Linked DNA regions of Homo sapiens: region 2 is linked to region 1. Evidence: chromatin contacts called from ENCODE Hi-C or POLR2A ChIA-PET data. All regions are on one chromosome and are shown on one strand. The core of a region is the stretch at or near the end of the contact, and the rest is flanking DNA. Distances in the headings are between cores, read along the strand shown.

Region 1 (7,767 bases), core at 2,475-4,974:
TAATGCCATATGTGCAGGCTTATATGTCGTATCCTTTGTGGTTGAGAGGTGTAGAAAAAAATTAACATTTTCCAGAGGATCAGAGGAAACATTTTTATCCTTTTAGCTATTAATGATAGGATGCAAACTGATACTTTTCCTCCTGCCCTTTCTGTATGCCTTAAGGTTAATTCTAAGCACTTTTGTTCTCTGTTCTTTGCTATGAAAACTCTGTATTAGCTACCTATTTCTGTGTAACAAATTAACCCAAACTTAGCAACTTAAAACCACAAACATTTACTATGTCAGTTTTTGAGAGGGCACCAATCAGGGAGTGGCTTCACTGGGTGGCTCAGGGTCAGTGTGTCTCATGAGGTAGCGGTCAGTGTGTTGACCAGGCCTCTGTTACCTGGAAGCTTGAGTGCACTGCAGGTCTGCTTCCAGCCTCCCTCTCATGGTTGTTGGCAGGCTTCACTTCCTTGCTGGCTGTTGGCTGGAGGCCTCACTTCCTCTCCACGTAGTTATCTGTGTAGTAAGGGCTGCTTATGACATGGCAACTGGCTTCTCTCAGAGAGAGAGAGCAACCCAGACAGCTGCCTCAGTTATTTTAGAACCTAAGCTTGGGAGTGACATACCACCACTTCCACCATACCAACCCTGGTATGATGTGGGAGGGGACAGACAGCACAAGGTTGTCAATAACAGTAGGTGGGGATCATGGGGAGCGATCTTGAAGGCTGGCTACCACAGAATTCCTCTATCTGTAGAGCTTCAGCTATTGTCATTATACACAAGACATCCAAGTCTGCATTACCAGTCCATGTCTTGCGACTTATCTTTGGTGTATTCCTGTGTTATTTCAAACTCCTGTTGTCTGACAGTAAAATTATCATCTCTCTTCCAATGCCCTTCGATTTTCTTTAAGCAACTTAGGTTTACAACTTTGAGGCCATTTTTTTACTCGTTCTTTCCTTCTTATCATTGGTCAGGTACTAATTTTGTGTTTTCTTAATGTTTCCCAAATCATCTTCTTAATGTTCCTATGGCTACTATACTAGTAAGGTCCCTACTATTTCACACCCACAATTGATACAATAGCCTGGCTCTAAGTCTTTCCTTTCCATTCTATTTTATGTACTCCTACTAGACTGATCTTTCTTTTTTTTTTTTGAGACCAAGTCTCACTCTGTCACCCAGGCTGAAGTGCAGTGGCGCCATCTCAGCTGACTGCAACCTCCGCTTCCCAGGTCCAAGCGATTCTCTGCCTCAGCCTCCTGAGTAGCTGGGATTACAGGCCCCTGCCACCACACCTGGCTAATTTTTGTATTTTTTTAGTAGAGACCGAGTTTCGCCATGTTGGCCAGGCTTGTCTTGAACTCCTGACCTCAGGTGATCCACCCGCCTCGGCCTCCTAAAGTGCTAGGATTACAGGTGTGAGCCACTGTGCCTGCCAGACTGATCTTTCCAAACCTTGACTTATACTTCACCCTGTGGCCTCTCCATTAAGATTCCAGTACTTTTTACTCAAGATCCTTAGCCTATGAGCTGACACATTATTGTGTGTATGTAATAGAATTGACAGGAGGGCTTTTGTAAGAAAATCAATCCATTAGGCACACAGGTATATTTAGGACTTTAAAAAATGATCTTGAACACTATAAGTTGGTTAAAGGTTTATTATTTTAAAAATCTTTTTAACAGTATGGAGGTTTGAAGAATATTGTAGCCTTGTATTATAATACAAGAATACTTGGATTGTTTTATTAGTAGATAATTACCATTACAGAAATCAAAAGTTTTGATAGCAACAGTGAAGAAGATAATTTTTCTAGAGGGTTGGGAGTTCAATTAATAGAATGGTTTATGCTGGGCATCATAAGAAGTTTATATAAATTCAAACTGTAGCCTAAATGAGGGCCAGCCTGTGGTTTGAATTCTCAGGAGGGAGGCTTTTGTTTTGTTTACTTTCCCCACCCAAAGTCCAGGCTGACTGACAGACAAACTTCCTTATTGTTTCTTTTTGCCTATTGACAGTTCTTTCCGGGCCCCCATTATATTGAAGATGTCATCCCTTGGGGCCTAAAGCCCTGTCTTTTTTCTCTCTCTGAGGATCCGTGAAAACCCAAGGGTGAAAACCCAAGGCCGTTCAGCTTGTGGAGATTGGCAGTGACCCCTGACTTCTCCCCGGCCTCGCCCCAGCCCAAGCCTTGGCACCTGCTTACTGCTCGGGTTTTAGGGTATTCTTTGGTTTTTGACTCATGGGATTTCTCTTACTGTCTTGTAGGGCAGGAGGCTTTTAGATTGTGTAGTTTGCATTACCACTGGAAACAAAAATTATGATGTTTTTCAAACTGGGTGAGGGCAAAATTTGTCACAGTTCTTAAGAGTGTGCTATTATTTTCTGGTTAGAAAGCTTCGTATGATAATCCCTACAATCGTCAAGGTGAAACCGTTTCTTGTTCCTGAAGTAAGACTCCAAAGCTGAGTTTCTCCTCATTGTGCCTTACCTTCAAGGTTAGAGAGAAGTCTAGATTTTAATTTGTATGCCTGTTTAACTTTCTCCCCTCGTCTTTCTTGTTAGGAGAAACAATTGCAGCACTTACAGACATAACCAACTTGAACCATCTGGAATCTGATGGGCAGATCACAATTTTTACAGACAAAACAGGAGTGATAAAGGCTGCAAGATTACTTCTTTCTTCAGTGACAAAAGTGTTGTTGCTGGCAGACCGAGTAGTCATTAAACAGATAATAACATCAAGAAATAAGGTACTTACCTTTCTGATGTTGCTGTATTTTTGTCTTTCTGTGTTGTTCAAAGTGCTTTTTATGACTCTTAGTGGTGGATTGCTTGGCTTGTGTGTCGATGAAGAATGCAGCTAGCTGTGGGAATTAATGTGCAATGCAGGATACATTGACACACTGATCATCTGTACGTTGAATGCACTTGTGGCCCTGGGTTCCTCCCGGGGCTATGCATGTCTGAGCGTTGCTTAAAAAAAAAAAAAAAGAAAAGTTCTTTTTAGGTTAATTGTAAGTAATTTGGCAATGCTTGTCTATTATAATTGTTTATAACTCTGTCTGTAGTTTAAAAGTAGTGTTTCTTCTATATGTGCAATTCTTAAATGATGGGTATGCTGTGCCTAAACTTTTGAATGCAAGTAATGTCTCCTCTTAGAGAATCATTATCCACTTGTTAAGGCTTATTGGTAAAAGCTTTAAATGTGTACAACATTTGGAAAGAAAAGGTGAGCACTATGATAATGTATGTAGCAGAAACCTAGTTGATAAAAATACTGAATTCTTCTGTACTTTTTTTCCCTCCCAAATCAGAGACTAACAATATATAACTTAAGACACAGTTAAATCAGTGGAAATGATAATTATCCACAACTACAAAATTTCTGTACTCAGAGTCCCTAAATGTTACTGAATAATCTCAAAACTTACAGAACAGATTTAAACTCTTCCAGTCCAGAAGTTAATCTCTCAGATGATGGTCATGCTCCATGATCATCTGGGAATCCAGGGTATGTACGATCACTTCTTGCTTTGGATAATTCCCTAGGCAAAGAGGAGAGCAGTTGGCCAGGGAAGGAGTTGTCCTAGAGGATTTGAGGATAAAACCACTTGATAAGTGTTGAATGAATCAGAAATTGGAGAGGTGGATCTGGCAGCGCTGGAGAAATACAAACAACCTTCCCCTCTTTGAAAGATGGAGGTTCTCACAGTGGTGGCAACGTGCCTTATCAGTGTTAGTCGCCTGAACTTCCTGAGCTGCCAGGGCAGATTAACATGCCAAATATTCATCATATTCTCAGGAAAAATAAGTAAACAGAGGATATCTGTGTTTTTTTTTAACTTATCTTGTTGCGACTAAAACAATCTAATAATGTTATTTTAAAGAAAAGTATTTGAAAATATGTTTCACATCTATTTACTTTGTTTCTTACATCAAGAAAACACATAACATTTTAGTCACTGGCTCTACCAGATTCACACACTCTTTATTCACCCCTGATGGCCCATTCCTGACTGAGCCAGACTAATTTTCCCACCCTTAAAGTCCCACACTTCCCTTTCGACTCTATACTCTGAAGATGATGAGGTTCCTTCTGCTTTCCTGAGAATGTTAGGGTTCCTATCATCCTGGTTCACTGAACCTTAAAGCTTGTGTGTGCTGACTTTCATCCTCACCCCTTCCCAGTTCTCTGAAGATTTGATTACTGTGGTCCTGCCCATTCCCACCTTTTAGACTTGGCTACATAAATGATCCCTTCCTTTGTATATGTAGTCATTTCTTTTATTCTTTTTCCTTTTCCTTTTCAAGTAACTCAAAATCTCATCATATAAACAAATCATTCCCCTAATAATTCTGTGCCTTGAATCTACTTCTACTTCTCTGAGCATCCCCTTGTGTGTCTTCTATCTGGCTCCTCCTCCTCAGCTTTCACCTAGAATTCAGAATTTTCCTTTTCTTCTCTCTACTCAGCCTTGACAATCTCAGTCTCTTGAGTAGCTCTCACCAAATAATGAATTATTATCTGTTTTGCAGGTTCTCGCAACTATGGAAAGACTAGAGAAAGTGAATAGCTTTCAAGAGTTTGTCCAAATATTCAGTCAATTTGGAAATGAAATGGTGGAGTTTGCACATCTGAGTGGAGATAGACAAAATGTATGTATTCATCACATTTTACAATCTTCAGATAAATACATACTTTTTAGTTTGGATGGAGGTATGATCGTTAGGATTGTTTGGACTGGTTTCTTTGCTTATTAAGTCTATAGCCTTGGTCTTGAAAGCCTTTCATAGATAAGCCAGGATAAAGTAAGTAGATCTATATGTCTTTTTTTGTACATTTATAACAGTTAATTTTGTTCCCACCTCACACACTGGGAAAGGTCATACTTGCTATCAGGGCTCAACTCAAGTACTTCTTCCTTTTATTTGGTTACTTTCTCTTTTATGAAGCTTTCCATTTGATTCCTCTACTAGGGCTCAGGCACATAAAATTGAGTCATCATATGTATTCTTATAGTATCTTGTTAGATATTTGTTATTCTTACCGTATTAGATTAATAGTAATAACCCAAGCCATTATTTATTTGCACTGCCTATGTGTTAGGTACTTAATATACATGATCTCATTTAATTTTCAAAACATCCCTATGAGGTAGGTATTGTTAACTACTGTTTTACATATAGGGAAACTGAACCTGAGACAAGGATAAACTTTCCCAAGGTCACTGTGCTAGCAGATCGAACTCAGTTATATCTGATTCTAAAGTCTGTAGTTCTCAAACTACAACATGATATTTGTTTTTTATTTTATTTTATTTTATTTTTTCTGAGATGGAGTCTCTCTCTGTCACCCAGGCTGGAGTGCAGTGTCGTGATCACGGCTCACTGCAACCTCCACCTCCTGGGTTCAAGTGATTCTCATGCCTCAGCCTCCCGAGTAGCTGGGACTACAGGCATGCACCACCACGCCCAGCTAACTTTTTGTATTTTTAGTAGAGACAGGGTTTCACCATGTTGGCCAGGCTGGTCTCGAACTCCTAATCTCAGGTGATCCGCCCGCCTCAGCCTCCCAAAGTGCTGGGATTACAGGCGTGAATCACCGTGCCCAGCCAATATTAGTTCCTTATGGGTCTGTTCCCCAATTCAGACAGTAAGCTCCTCAGTTTTGGGAGATGGAAGATCATATTATGTCTAGGATTGACTTTTCCTTGTTGGGGTATTTGTGTAGGAGTCTGTCTTGTTGGCAGGTTAAATATATATAATAATTGACCATTTCTTGGGATGGTTCTGGGTGTAGTCCCATAGGCTAGTCTCTCAGTTTTTGATATGAACTTTCCCAATTGCAGCTGGAGTTGAAAAATGGGTATTGGTCTGGCAAGTGGCAGGCTAAATAATGGCATTGGTTTGTAATACCAATGGTGTTTCTATAGGCAGGTACTTTATTGTTTCATTTTCTGTCTGCCATTATTGTTCTTTATAAAACAAATTTTCTTTCTTTTCCTTCTCTTTCTCTTAATCTTCCTTCTTCTCCTCATTCTCCCCAATGATAATTATTAGCCTGAGTATTTTTATAATAATAGTAGCTTATAATCTAGCATTTTCTTGATCACTTGAGCAAGCGTGGCATGAGTCATAGGTTCTAAAGCTACCATCCTTCAGTTACACTTCCTACAGGATCCTCTTCAGCTTCTGGACATAACTGAAAAACTTTCACCATCATTTTGATTTGTAGTTAGAAATTTGGCATGGAGAACATTTTATTTTTCTCAATTCTTGTAATATTGTGATCCAACATTTAAAAACTTCTGGCTGAAGTGGTATCTATTTTTAGCAATTTAGCTCATTAAATGTGGGACCCCTGAAACTTACTGGCAGCCTTTTTATCATCTGTGTTTGATAAGTGCTACTCCTGGGTCACTTTTTTGGAATATGCATCCAGGGTTCAAATGCTTTCTCCTTTAGAATAGTCAAAATATCCTGCAAAGAGCTATAGGTCAGGTGCATTCTCAGTTTTCTCAGCAAATATTCATCAGCTGCTTACTGTTAACCAAATACTACACTAGGTGTTGAGGATTCAACAGTAAATAAAAGTGACAAAAACCTCTGCACTCATGGAGCTTATGTTTTAGTAGGGGTGGGAGGAGATAGACAATAAAACAGAAACATGCATGGTGTGTTCAAAGAACACGAAGGCCAATGGATGGATCAAAGTGAGCAAACGGGAAGGGTAATAAGATGAAATCAGAGAGGTAGTGGGCAGGCCAAACTGTGTAAGGACTTTGGCTTTAAGTAAAATGGGGAGCCATTGGAGGTTTTGAGTAGGAGAATGACGTTTTCTGACTTACATTTTAACAGTATCACTCTAGCTGCCATGTTGAGAATAGTTTGCATGGAGACAAGGGCAGAGGCAGGGAGACCACTCAAGAGGCTATTACAGTAATCTATTGAGAGATGATGGTGACCTGGACCAAGGTGGTAGAAAGTGGCAGTGGTGAGGCTGGGCATGGTGGCTCATGCCTGTAATCCCAGCACTTTGGGAGGCTGAGGTGGGTGGATCACCTGAGGTCAGGAGTTTGAGACCAGCCTGGCCAACATGATGAAACCCCATCTCTTCTAAAAATACAGAAATTAGCTGAGTGTGGTGGCATGTGCCTGTAATCCCAGCTACTCAGGAGGCTGAGGCACAAGAATTACTTGAACCTGGGAAGCAGAGGCTGCAGTGAGCTGAGATCACGCCACTGCGCTCCAGCCTGGGCAAGGGAGGGAGACTGTCTCAAAAGGAAAAGAAAGTGGCAGTGGTGACTCCTATTCAACATAGTGTTGGAAGTTCTGGCCAGGGCAATTAGGCAGGAGAAGGAAATAAAGGGTGTTCAATTAGGAAAAGAGGAAGTCAAATTGTCCCTGTTTGCAGATGACATGATTGTATATCTAGAAAACCCCACTGTCTCAGCCCAAAATCTCCTTAAGCTGATAAGCAACTTCAGCAAAGCCTCAGGATACAAAATCAATGTGCAAAAATCACAAGCATTCTTATACACCAATAACAGACAAACAGAGAGCCAAATCATGAGTGAACTCCCATTCACAATTGCTTCAAAGAGAATAAAATACTTAGGAATCCAACTACAAGGGACGTGAAGGACCTCTTCAAGGAGAACTACAAACCACTGCTCAATGAAATAAAAGAGGATACAAACAAATGGAAGAACATTCCATGCTCATGGGTAGGAAGAATCAATATCTTGAAAATGGCCATACTGCCCAAG
Region 2 (7,767 bases), core at 3,189-5,688, 45 kb before region 1:
AATGATTCAGATGCTAAATATTGTGCCATGGATATTTTGCCACAATTTAATACAAAGCTATATAATGTATGGTTGTGTTTACGTGAAATTCTAGAAAAGGCAGAATTATAGTGACAGCATATCTAGTGGCCATCAGAGGCCAGAGTTTAGGGAGGGTTTGACAATAGAAGGGCATGAGGGAACTTTTTGGGGTGATGGAAATATTCTACATCTTGATTGTAATGATGGTTATAGAATGTATATATTTGTGCACATTACTGAATTGAATGCTTCAAATTGGTGAGTTTTATTATTTGTAAATCATAGTTTAATAAAGCTGATATAAAAAAGAAGAAAAAGTTGCTAGGAATTTGAGGGAGTTAAATTCTGTTTTCTGGTAAATTGTAAGAGGATTTTTCTCTGCTGTTTTATTTATAAAACTTGTGTGCCAGATCACAAGTAATGAGGTAGAGGGGAATATATTGTCTTTTCATCCCTCACTAGGTTACATGAATATGTTTAGTAACTGCAAACAATATACAGTGCATTTAAAAGTTGCCTTGAGAACATTACCAGCAACCAATATTCTCAGCAGTGAAAGAAAGAAGACTGCTGTCTTCTCCACGTGGTCCTTACTGGATTGAGCCTTGGTTACTTGCCACCCAGAGGGGTGATTGAGTTGCAGTATTCTGTTGCACCTTTGATGTCAACTTATTTTTGGCTTAAATTTTTTAAATAACATAAGGTTAAAGAAAGGATCACATCTCTATCTTTTCCTCATTGACCTCCCTAGTTCTAGACAAATTCTATACTTTTTTCCTTTCTTTTTCTCTGTGGTCGATTATGTCATTATTCCCTCCCCCTCAAAACCTACCTTCTCCCTTGGTCTCCGGGAATACTGCACTCTAGTGATTTTCCTCCTACTACGGAAATGATTTCATTACCTCTCTGGCTGGTATTTCTTTGTCTTTAGGTCCTTTATGAAAACACAACCTGTTGCCCTATTTTCTCTCCACTTGCCCTTTTAAGATGTCCTGTACTCTTTTATAATTATTCTGGTGCGTCTCAGATGTCTTGTTCTGAATTTTCTATTAAGCCTTGTCTCTTATTTCAGCTACCTCTAGGGTATTTTCATCATCCTTTTTGAGTTCCTGTTGCCCATACTAAACAAACTGCCCTTTTCTTGCATGCCTCTTCCATTCTGGCCTTCTCCATGACTTTGAGACACTGCTATTCTTTCCCCTTCAGGTTTAAAACCTGAAGCTCTGTTGTTTTCTTTTTGCTCTGTCCTCTCTGTTTAGTTGTTGAGCAGATCCTTGGTATTTTCTTTGGGGTCTTTCGCTTCCTTTTGGTATTTTTGATACCACTTTATTCTGGGTTCTTGTTGCAGAGTCATATGGCTCCTTTAAGACGTTCTCTAGTGAAAGCCATTGGTCCGGATGACAAAGCAGGTTTTACAATTGGGGAGCCACTCTGCCCCTGGATCCATGTCCCAGAACACTACTAAATGACTAAATCACTAGATTACAGGGCTTCACTTTGCTCCTAACAGTATACCTCTTGGGATGCTTTAGAAAAGCTTGGTGTTTCTTTTTGCATGTACAAGGTCACGTTTGCCGCTAACGTCTTCTTTTTCAACTACAGCTTTTCTTCTGTAGTGACCATATGAAGGTGCTTTCCCTGCACCCCTCTGCACCACCCCATAGAGTCCAGGTTTTTATGATTTTGTGCTGCCTTGAGATTACTTACGGGTTGCCACCTTTGTGCTCTCTGAACAGTTCCTTATTTCCCCTCCTTATAGTGCTGCACTGCCTTACTAATCTTCCAACTGAAAAACACAGAGCACCTGACATTGCAGATTTTCATGTATTGAATTCCTATATTAGTCACCAAATATATGTGTCTGTTTTTATCTCTCTTGTATTTTCCTCTCTGATTTTACTTTGGAGTTAGGAATATTTTTTTTCCCACAAATTCTCTCCCAATGACCTACTTTCTTTGATAGCATTTGTAAGAGATGTTACTTTGTAGGCTTAGTTACATAGTTTAAGAAACATAGGAAGATTTTGTTAAGGCAAAGAAAGATGGTGAAATACAAGTTACACTATCCCTTATTGGCTCTTTCCAAAAGGGGAGGACTGGCCACAGCCTGGGTTTCTTAGAGTTTAAACTGTATTCTTGGAAACATGTTATTCACGCTTAATTTTCTTTCCATTTGTTTTGGTGGTGAAATATCTGCTTCAGAGTGAAAAGTTGATGAATTATTTCAGAGAATAGGGTATTTTAAGGTGTTTCAGTTATTTTTTCATCAGAAATTTAAGGAATAGTAAACATATTTCCAAATAAAACATATTTCATATTACATAAAGAATAACTTAGTAAATGTATTTAAAGTAAGGTGTTTATGTTTCTTTGAAATAAAATGAAAATAGCATTCTCAGGCCAGCAGAAAAACTGAAGCTATTACATGATTTGGAATCAAGTGGTCACGTGATTTTTCTGAATCACGATATGACACTGTTTATTTACTCTTTCTTTTTATCTTTGGGCATTCCAGAGGGGTGTTTGATGCTTCCCTCAAAATGGCTGGCTTCTATGGATTGTATACCTGGCTGACTCATACTATGTTTGGCATCAATATTGTCTTCATACCATCAGGTAACAACCATATTGTACCTTCCACTATTCGCTATTTAAGGAAAGTTAAGCCATTTTACATACATCTAGGAAATGTCTACTTCCTCAAGTTTAAAAAACTAAATTTTTTGGCTTGAGATCGAATCTAGTCCACATTAGGAACAGAAATATGATTTGTAATGTGTTTGTTTATTGCTGTATCCCCAGCAGCTGGAACCATACCCAGCACATAGAAAAAATTGCTGTATTAGTCTGTTCTCTCACTGCTATAAAGAAATACCTGAGATTAGGTAATTTATAAAGAAGAGGTTTAATTGGCTCACGGTTCTGCAGGCTGTACAAGAAGCATAGTGGCTCCTGCTTTGGGGGAGGCCTCAGGAAACTTATAATAGTGGTGGAAAGTAAGGGGGAAGCAGGCATGTCTTACATGGCTGGAGCAGGAGGAAGAGAGGGGAGAGGTGCTACCACAGTTTTAAACAACCAGATCTCACGATAACTCATTCATTCACTATCATGAGAACAGCACCTAGGGGTGAAATCCACCCGCCATGATCCAGTCACCTCTCACCAGGTTTTACCTCCAACATTGGGGATTACAATTTGACATGGGATTTTGGTGGGGACACAGATCCAAACCCGTATCAGTTGCCCTACATGTTTGTTCAATGAATGAATGTTCTAGCACTTAGCATAACACCTAGGACATAATTGGCTCTCAGTAACGTTTGAATTGAACTGATTGGCAGGGAGCAACTTGTTGTCAAAATAGCTTTGTCCATGAGGGATTACATCCCAGGGCAAGATGAATGCTTCTGAGGGCACATAAGCTGCCTCCATACCTCTTAAGATCTGTTGTGGTGCTTCTTCTACTTTTCCTTCCTTTATTTCTATGGCTGCTTGTTTTCCTAAATATCTCTGCCTTCCACATTTGCCTCTACCACATCCCCCCCTTTCCCTATTTGTCTGTGCTTCCTTCTACATTGTCAAGTTCATTCACGTTCTTCTCTACTGTGATGTCCACAAACCTACCCTCTGACCTGCAAGCACCCTGTGAGGCGGGATGGTAGACTTGTCATATAGATGAGAGACCAGTTTTCCAAGGTCATGTACCTGGCTTCTGGTAGGACCAGAACTAGAAACTACATTTGCTTTACTCTTAACTTGGAGAGAAGCCAGATGGAGGAAGAGTGCTTGAACATACTGCTCTGGAAGGGAATGACCTTGAAGCAGGGTCCTTCAACTCAGGATTTTTTCTGTTTATTTTTATTATGCTGAGGTTTAGAAACTAATTTCTGATTGGGCTTTGGACTCAGTACAAGTTTTGACACATGTTCTGTAGGTGTATTTATAGGACCGTATATTAACTATTGATTGATAGTAGCAACTACAGAACCCTTGAATTTTATTGCTTAAGAAGAGATCCATAAATAAGACACACACTTAGAAAGATTTTTAGTATCACATTTTAAGATATTGAGCCTTTACTTAGCTAGAAAATTCAGTTAGATAGGGCATATCATTTCCCTAATATTTGAGTTTGTGAGTATTTAACTTGTTTTGTTGGAAGTTGTTGAGGAGGAGCTACTGCTTAGATTCTTTTGCTTTGTTAGTGTTTTGCTGATGATGTTAAGTTGTTTTTCTTTTACTCTTTTTTCAGCATTAGCAGCAATCCTTGGAGCAGTGCCATTCCTGGGGACATACTGGGCAGCAGTACCTGCAGTTCTTGACCTGTGGCTGACACAAGGGTTAGGATGCAAGGCCATTTTACTGTTGATTTTTCATCTCTTGCCAACATACTTTGTAGATACTGCAATCTACTCTGACATATCAGGGTAAGTAAGCCACAGAATTTCTTATTAGTGAATCATCCAGGCATTTCCGTTTTTTTTTTTTTAAAGGAGGATTTTTTTCTCCTGGGGGTATACAAAAGAACTGGTAGTAGGAATTTTCAGTGAAATAGCCTTTTGTGTTCCCACAAATGAAATTTTCATTGAAAATAGTATTGTTTACAAGGCATGATATTTTGGGGTTTTTTTTTTTTTTTTTGGTTGTTGTTGCCCCAGAGTTCCAGAGCAACTTTTTTTTTTTTTTTTTTTTGAGACAATATCTCTTTCACTCAGACTGCTAGAGTGCAGGGTGCAGTCATGGCTCATGGCAGCCTTGAACCTTGAACTCCTAGGCTCAAGCAGTCCTCCTGCCTTGAACTTCCCAAGGCACTAGGATTACGGGAATGAACCACCATGCCCAGCCAATATTTTCTTATTACATATGTAATATTTATAATATATATGATGTCCTGGGTTAAAACCAAATTGTGAATAATTTTCTCTTGATTTAGTGACATTTAACCTAGAAAAGAATTATGACCAGATGTACATCAAATATTTTAAGTACAGTGAACAGTTAATGATTATTTTTATCTCTTCTTTGGTTTTGGAGAAAATGTTGTTAGATTGTATGTCTGAGGATATCCATGTGAAACCAAATCTCAGCAAGTTAATTTCTGGCAAGCAGAGCTCTCTAAAGATATAATTGGAATGGTTCTATGATAAATACAGGTTAAATCTAAGTCAGAATCAACACTTTAGCCATATAATACAATAAATAAATGTCTGTTTTTATAGGTTTTGACATCTCTTTTAGAAATTGCATTAAGTATATCAAGCCAGTTCTCAGTCACATTAAAACTTGAGAGAGAAAATTAAAAAGCTGAACATCATAGTGTGGTTAACTAGTGTGTCACAGTTGACATTTGAGCAGGAATAAGTATGATTAATACTTAAGTGCTTTTATTTCTTTAAACTTTGCTGTAAATTTTATATTAAGGTTTACAGCTGGAATTAAAGAAACACTGTCTTTTTTTTTTTTTTTTTTTTTTTTTGAGACAGAGTCTCCCTCTATCACCCAGGCTGGAGTGCAGTGGTGCAATCTCGCCTCACTGCAACCTTCGCCTCCCAGGTTCAAGCCATTCTCCTGCCTCAGCCTCCTGAGTAGCTGGGATTACAGGCGTGCACCACCACACCCGGCTAATTTTTGTATTTTTACTAGAGATGGGATTTCACCATGTTGATCAGGCTGATCTTGAACTCCTGACCTCAAGTGATCCGCCTGCCTTGGCCTCCCAAACTGCTGGGATTACAGGCATGAGCCACGATGCCCGGCCTAAAATACTGTCTTTAAACGTTGTTATTGGGAAATGAAAGGTTTGGCATAAATTGTTTTATTTTTTAATAGGTTAAGCTTTTATTCATAAACTCCCACACGTTTTTATTTTTTTTAAAAAAAGCTTTAAGGCTGAGCATAGTGGCTCAAGCCTGTAATCCTACCACTTTGAGAGGCCGAGGTGGGTGGATCACTTGAGCCCAGGAGCTCAAGACCAGCCGGGGAAACATGGTGAAACCCGTTCTCCACAAAAATATAAAGATTAGTTTGGTGTGGTGGCACATGCCTGTAGTCCCAGCTACTCAGGAGGCTGAGGTAGGAAGATCACTTGAGTCTGGGAGGTCAAGACTGCAGTAAGCTGTGATTGCGGCACTGCATTCCAGCCTGGGTGATGGAGCGGAATAAAAAGCTTTAAGCATTTTTGATAGTTTTCCTTGAATGTGTTGTTTAGGGAAGAAGTTTACTTAGCAAACATGGAATACTGCCCTAAATCATTTTTTTGGAATGAGAAAGACAAACACATTATGAATATAATTTATTGGTTTCCTGAAGACTGGTTCTCCACAAGTCTTACTTTGATTTAGCTGTAATATAGAACATCCTTCCAGGATATTTAGTTATTTGCCCCTCACTGAATTGTTCTTCTCATCTATGTTTAAAACTAGAAACAAACAGAATGTGACTTATTTCCCAGTCCTTCTGATGTCAGTGGTCCTTTCTTGTCATTATCAATGTGCTATGCTACTGTGTTCTGTTTTATTTCATTCCGCTTACATAAGTGATACTGTAATAAGCTGGAGGGCATTTGTGATTCTCCTGTGAAATAGAAATCTTGGGCTTTGTGACAGATATTTTCCTCAGGAGGCCTTTTATCATCACCTATGTTAAAAACTATATTTTAGGAGGTTGCCAAAAGTCTGACCTATGAGTAACAGGGATGCTCTCATTGTTGCTGTCGTCATATAAAAGCATAATTAACTGAATTACATGCTAAATTGTGCTCACTTAATTATCCTTGATGGAGGTTAACTTAACAGGTGACTCCTAACCAGTCCCAAGCCAACATTAACCCATCATAGGCAGGCACCTGTAATGGGTATAAAATATCTGTTAACATTGCTGGCTTTATTCTTTCATTCCTGGAGCTATAAAAAGAGGCAGATGTCATCCATAGGAAAAACAATTGTTGCATCTCAATATTGTTGCATCTCAATATTATTGCAGTCAGTGTTCAGTTGTATGCATCGAGGTGATCTAAAGAAAGCTGATAATATGCTAAAAAGCATAGTGTATTAAAGAATGCACATTGTATTAGAAATGTATTTCAGATTTTTTCCAGTTTTTGTGTGTTAAAGGTCGTGCTCTTTATTCCAGAGGTGGCCATCCTTACCTGACAGGCTTGGCAGTGGCCGGTGGAGCATACTACCTAGGCCTGGAAGGAGCAATCATCGGTCCTATTCTTCTCTGCATACTTGTGGTTGCTTCCAATATCTATAGTGCCATGCTAGTGAGTCCCACGAATTCAGTTCCCACGCCAAACCAGACCCCATGGCCTGCTCAGCCTCAGCGGTGAGTTAAAGCAGAATAATCATAAGCTGTATTTATACATTGAACTGTCCTGTCTCTGTATTTGATAAGTAGCTTCATCCAGACTTGTCAGGATAAAGGTATTTGAGTACCAATGCTGTGATAAAGGTTGCAGAAGACACTAAGTAAATACAAATCGTTGGCAGAGTTTTGGGTTTCATATACCAAGAAAATTTAAAACCTATATTGGGGCCGGGAGCAGTGGCTCACGCCTATAATCCCAGCACTTTGGGAGAACAAGGCAGGTGGATCACCTGAGGTCAGGAGTTCGAGCCCAGCCTGGCCAACATGGCGAAACCCCATCTCTACTAAAAATACAAAAATCAGCCAGGTGTGGTGGCACCCGCCTGTGAACCCAGCTGTTTGGGAGGCTGAGGCAGAAGAATTGCTTGAACCCAGGAG

The links. Hi-C counts contacts between places; a loop is a spot of excess contacts on that map. ChIA-PET counts read pairs that join two places held with the same protein, here RNA polymerase II (POLR2A). Pooled maps may share reads with other maps.
Region 2: a map of endothelial cell of umbilical vein shows a loop between it and region 1 (4-fold over the local background). The contact joins two enhancer-like sites. A Hi-C loop is called at or near these places in 2 of 168 maps with a recorded cell type or tissue (endothelial cell of hepatic sinusoid and endothelial cell of umbilical vein) and 2 of 50 pooled maps. POLR2A ChIA-PET finds 5 or more read pairs at or near these places in 5 of 52 experiments (A673, OCI-LY7, Panc1 and 2 more).

What each region holds. Positions count from the first base shown.
Region 1 is chr9:108,987,613-108,995,379 of GRCh38, reverse strand. CTNNAL1 (catenin alpha like 1) reads left to right here. Exons shown (of 19, transcript NM_003798.4): 3 at 2,561-2,748; 4 at 4,535-4,654. It overlaps LOC105376216 (a long non-coding RNA gene), which reads right to left. Exons shown (of 7, transcript XR_007061724.1): 2 at 3,430-3,543; 3 at 2,757-2,971. It also overlaps the pseudogene RNA5-8SP3. Among named protein-coding and RNA genes, the nearest start is that of CTNNAL1, 22 kb to the left of the region's middle. Within about 2 kb of position 3,724, at least 2 of the 41 ENCODE cell types and tissues checked have a DNase peak (open chromatin) inside an H3K27ac peak, as active enhancers do; they include endothelial cell of umbilical vein, where a contact is called at or near this core.
Region 2 is chr9:109,032,887-109,040,653 of GRCh38, reverse strand. It overlaps TMEM245 (transmembrane protein 245), which reads left to right. Exons shown (of 18, transcript NM_032012.4): 15 at 2,537-2,637; 16 at 4,274-4,448; 17 at 7,153-7,347. Among named protein-coding and RNA genes, the nearest start is that of MIR32, 9.5 kb to the left of the region's middle. RefSeq lists an enhancer at 3,657-4,856. Within about 2 kb of position 4,438, at least 12 of the 41 ENCODE cell types and tissues checked have a DNase peak (open chromatin) inside an H3K27ac peak, as active enhancers do; they include endothelial cell of umbilical vein, where a contact is called at or near this core.